Regions from separate parts of the Homo sapiens genome. Here region 1 is linked to region 2. Evidence: chromatin loops called from intact Hi-C (ENCODE). Cell type or tissue: body of pancreas. All regions are shown on one strand.

The links. Hi-C counts contacts between places; a loop is a spot of excess contacts. Peaks named below come from ENCODE experiments on the same cell type or tissue, not always from the same donor. Only the 100,000 strongest peaks of a DNase experiment are listed, where the experiment ranks them.
Region 1: a loop joins it to region 2, with 2.7 times the contacts of the local background. A loop is called at or near these places in 23 of 110 quality-filtered maps.

The regions. Positions count from the first base shown.
Region 1 is chr10:117,543,649-117,546,148 of GRCh38, forward strand. EMX2 (empty spiracles homeobox 2) reads left to right here. Exons shown (of 3, transcript NM_004098.4): 1 at 1-25; 2 at 1,984-2,168. It also overlaps EMX2OS. Among named protein-coding and RNA genes, the nearest start is that of EMX2, 2.2 kb to the left of the region's middle. RefSeq lists enhancers at 313-935, 936-1,558. In body of pancreas, no CTCF peak of the experiment used is centred here; no DNase peak of the experiment used is centred here; H3K4me3 peaks cover 1,377 bases; H3K27me3 peaks cover 2,342 bases.
Region 2 is chr10:118,105,227-118,107,726 of GRCh38, forward strand. All of the region lies in intron 3 of CASC2 (cancer susceptibility 2), which reads left to right. Among named protein-coding and RNA genes, the nearest start is that of RAB11FIP2, 60 kb to the left of the region's middle. In body of pancreas, a CTCF peak has its summit at 1,413; no DNase peak of the experiment used is centred here.

The DNA.
Region 1 (2,500 bases), 560 kb before region 2:
CGATATCTGGGTCATCGCTTCCAAGGTACGTGCCACGTCGCGGAACTGCAGCGCGCCGCTCCCGCCGCATCCTTCACTGCCCCCGGCCTGCTCCGGGTGGGCGCTTGGCAAGGCCTGGGCGGAGGTTCCTCCGGCTCGCGGGCCAGCGCGCCCTGTTGGGAAACTAGGCGGCGCGGGGCCGGGCGTGGTGTCGATCCCCAGTCTCCGAAGCTACGACTGGTTTGGAGTGATGGCCTGCGGGCCGCTTGACCCTTTGGGAAGGGGTGCGAACGGAGAAGTTGTCCCCCAGTGCGCTCGAATCAGAGCAGGCTGGGCTGTGCGTGCCCGGCGCCGCGGAGCCCAGAGCCCGCGGGATCCCCAGGCTCCTGGTACCCTCGGCAATGCCCCCAACCGTCCTGGCTCCGAGGGGCGCGGACAGGACTCGGCCGCCAGGCTTGCTTTCGACTGCGTTCGACCCTGTTCACCACCCACTTTGCGCCCCTTCAGTCCAGACCCGCGGCTTCTTAGTCTTCCACCCTCTTCTGGAGGCGAGAGGATCCTCGCGCCCCGGGAGAAAAGTATGGGATTTGTTTTTTCTTTCCTGCTTTTCGGAGGCCTGGGGAGGGGCGGGAACCCGTGCGGGAGGAAAGCTCCAGGGCTTGGCGCTCTCGCCGCGACCTGCTTAATTGGGGCGCCGAGCAGCCACAGCGGGAAGGCAGGTTCGGTCTGGTTTTTGTTTTTCTTTCTTTCTTTAAAAAAAAAAAAAAAGAACCTGGTCAGGAAACTGTCTTAGAGGGAAATATCTGTTCGTGTGTTTTCATTTCTTGCGATATTTTTTATTTGTTTGTTTTTCTCTGGGTACGGGGTGGGAGGAGGAGAGTTAAAACTTCAGAAAAAGGAGTAATTAGTTTACGGATTGGAGTCAGTAAAAGACCTACCTCCGGCGGCAGCCGATCAATACTCCGCGGCTTGTCCATTCATTAACCCATTGCGTTCCTGCCGGAGCCTAGAATCGGGTAGATGTCACCCCCCTCCCCATATTTTAAAAAATCAAACCAAAGGAAAAAAAACCCAAAAAGCCTTTTACCCTTAATCCCGAACTGGATTTGCCTGCATCCTGCCTGGACTGTCGGCTTGTTTTTCTTTGTTTGGGTTTTCGGTGAATCGATTTCCTATGCTAATGAGTGAACCCAAAACTCTGAGGCTTTGCTTGAAAAGTTTAGGGCTGCCCTTCCTCATTCGCTATCAGTCATGCTTATGGTCCCCTCACCAGACCCGGAGCCGCTGGGATCTTCCTGCGTTACAGACTGTCCTGGCGGTGTCTGCAAGTCGGTAACCCCCCGGGTTTCGATCCCTTCGCTCGCGTTTCTCTTCTAGTTCTCGGGAGCCGGGAGCCCCGGAGCCCAGTTCGCGAGAGGCAGCAGCGGCTGTAGCCAAGCACACCCGCCGGCCAGATTTCTGTCCCGATCGGGCTTCAACGACTCGCCCCGCCTCTATACTTTTCCGGAGGGGCAATAAAACAAATAATTTAAAAATAAATCTCCATGAAAACTCTGGAGAGCAGCCCGCCGCCTTTCCACCGTGGGTCAAAGTTCCCCGAGAGGTTAGAAAGAAGAGAAAGTAGTTTCTTCGGGTTGTGGGCGCCAATCCCCTGGCCAGGCTCTGCGGCTCCCTCCCCTGCCTCCAGCGCCCGGCGAGGAGGTGGCGAGGCCCGCGGCGCCAGGGCGGCTGCGGAGCCGGCCGAGGTCAGGAGCCTGGGGACTGGCTCCTCTGCGACAGCGGCTGGTTGGGTGCCGCACCGGTGGAGACCCGGCGTTCCGGGCCGGGCAGCTGAGCAGGCGTTCCCTTCGTGAGCCCTTGGGAGGACCACCGGCCCCCGCAGGTCGAGCGGCGCGGCTATGCGAAGGCCCTGAGCACGGTGCCGGGCCAGCCCGGCTCGGGAGAAGTGCGCGGCTCCGGTCAGAGCAGCCCCCCCTAATGGGATTTCTGCTGTGCTCCCCGCAGGGAACGACACTAGCCCCGAGAGTTTCCTTTTGCACAACGCGCTGGCCCGAAAGCCCAAGCGGATCCGAACCGCCTTCTCCCCGTCCCAGCTTCTAAGGCTGGAACACGCCTTTGAGAAGAATCACTACGTGGTGGGCGCCGAAAGGAAGCAGCTGGCACACAGCCTCAGCCTCACGGAAACTCAGGTGACTGCGGCCCGGGCGCGAGGAACCCATCTAGGCGTGCGCCCCCTCCCCAAAGCTGGCTCCCAAGCACACCCATGAGCACGGAGCTCTGTGAGGGCCTTCCGCACAGGTCCTGGTAGCTGGTTCCACGCCTGGGCTCGGGATGTATGTCTCAAGGTGCTGGCTTTGTTGGGCTCCAGAAAGGGGCTGTAAGTGCCAATCTGCCCCAGGTTCTGGGGAAACGCGCCGAGTTGTTTCTCTGTCCAGTTGGGCATGTCCTGGCTAAGACATCCCTGCATTTCTGGTGAGACTTTTGATGAGAGTGTGAAGACCCCTGCTGGGGTCCAGGAAGA
Region 2 (2,500 bases):
AGATCCCCGGAAACGGAAGACTGACTAATTTCAAAACATTAAATGTTGAAGATGGAAGGGACTTGTGAAGATCACTTAGTTCAACTCTTTATGACTAAGGAGACTCAGAGCAGAAGGAAAGGACTTGCAAAGGCCACCCAGTTCATCACTGTGAAGCCAAGGCTCCTGAATCTTAGTCCAGGTCACTTTCCCCAAGATCTGAAGGATGGCTCACTTGTCCTCAGGAACAACAGTGGGTTACTGGCTCTTTCATGGCCATAGCACCTCTCCTAGACTAAACACATCAAAATGTCACTTACATCAAAATCCTCTTGTCTTTTGAAAAGAGGTACAAGTTCCTCCATCCTTGTTTATACTACTCTGTGGAGATATTCAGGATCAAAATGAAACTTTGTCACATGGAAAGCTGAAACATTTGTAAAATTGTAGTAATGAAATGCAAGTGAAAGCGTTTTGCAAATTGTCCTTTACCCTTGTCAAGAGTTCCATTGAGTGGGATCTGAATGCTGTCACATCTTTTCAACCAATGGAGAGATAGTCTGATTCCATGCCCAGAAAGCAGTTCACCCATTTAATCTCATTCTCAAAGGGTTTTCTAAGTGCAGGACAGGCAGATCAAATAGCACTGTGGACTGTTGGGGTTGTTCTGTAAAATAAAGTAGTAGATAAACATCTTTCTCTGTTCACAAGGAGTGTACTACAGTCAGGGTAACCTTCAACACATGGAGGAGGCAGCCCCCTGAATAGCATAAATTCAGAACTCTGGGAAGACCCCATTCTATCTCTCTATATCCACAAACCTCTTGGCTGCCATCTAAGAGGCCACCATTTATATTTCATTTGTCCTAGTTTTATATCCCTATTAATGCACAAATATCTTTGGTAAGAATGACCCAAGATACTAACATTTTCTCCCTTAAACTAAATAAAGCTTTGGAGCATGAGTTTTGATGGGAAAGGAAAAAGAAAGCAAACACAGGAGGACTCTGAGTGGTACTAGCAGATAAGGAGAAGGGAATATCACTCAGGGAGGGGAAATGGTCAGGGAGAGGCAGTGCTGTTGTGGACTCATGAAAGCTGTACTTTTGGTGATTTTATAGCATGTCAGGAGCATGTTCTAAGTGTTCTCCAAGCTTAATTCATGTAATCCTCCATCTTATGAAGTAGATGCTATTATAGTTATCCCTATTAGAGATTAGGACATAGAGGGAGAGATATTAAGTAACCTGCCCAAGTTTACATAGCTGATAAATAGCAGATTTCAAATATATGCCTTCTGGCTCCAAATTCTGAGCCCTGAAGCACTGTAGTGACCATTCATCTACATTACAGTTTTGTCACTGTAAAGGCCTGGCTGATTTATCTTGTTTTCCTCGCTACTGAAACAGCTCTAATAAGACTCTCCCCTGCCCCCTAGCTGTCTGATAAAATGAGTTTGCATTTAAAGCCCGAAAGCTGCTTGGTCTTGGCGACCCTTCCAGTACACTGTTTGCCCTGGGGTGCTCCTTTGGGACCCTTCCTAAGAGAAGCTCTGAGGTTTTGTTAGTCCCTTGGCAAATGGACTTCTCAACAAAGAGCCTAGGAGGGGTAAGATAGGCACGGTGTTGGGTAGAAATGGAGGGCTACCTATTTATAATAGATGCTGAGAAAGGCTGGGCCATCTCTGCTATATGTACTCAGTCTCAGAATCATAACAAGTTTCTTGTCTCTGTGGATGAAAAAGCACCACCCTGGTAGTGAAGGAATGAGGTACTGGCCTTTAGGTTAGAAACACATTAATAATCCAGACTCCAGAATGGGCAGTGCCACTGCTCTGGCATCCTTCTCCACAGACAAACATAAGACTCAGGTTTCTGGGCCATCCAAGGTAGCACTTTTCACAAATATCAAACATAAATAATTGAAGAGGCAATGTTTAGAAATGGAAAATGCAAAATCCCAGGTGAATTTGCTGCTTCTCTCTCTTTCTTTGTGCCTGTGCCTCTCCTGAATCTCCATGGGCACATGGCAAGCAGCGTGAGTCATTCTGACACCTCATGTACATCCTTCTAGACATTTGTGGTTTTTGTCACTGTTTTGAAGATGATCAAATAATAGAATAATAAGTTTCAAAAGTCTTTCTTAAACTGCCTACTTTAATGAAAAGATGAAAACCAAAATCTCCATGGATTTAGGAAGAAAAGTCATCACTCTATTTTGTACAGAATTTACTTATACCCCAGTTGAACCCCCACAAAAGTAGAGAACAATGTAGCACAATATATGAGATAATTGTCACATGAACAATTTATTTTGATAGTGGTGTCATGCATTAAACTTCCTGAATACGGCCCCACACACAAAACTCTTTTCACATTTGTGTGTCATACATAGAATTGAGAAACATTTCAATTTTGCTGATAACCTCAAGTTGGAAATTAGTGATAACCTTCCTTAGCCCCAGTCATAGCTGAGACATACGGTTGGTTAATCAAATTAGGAGGGTGAGCTCTGCCTTCAC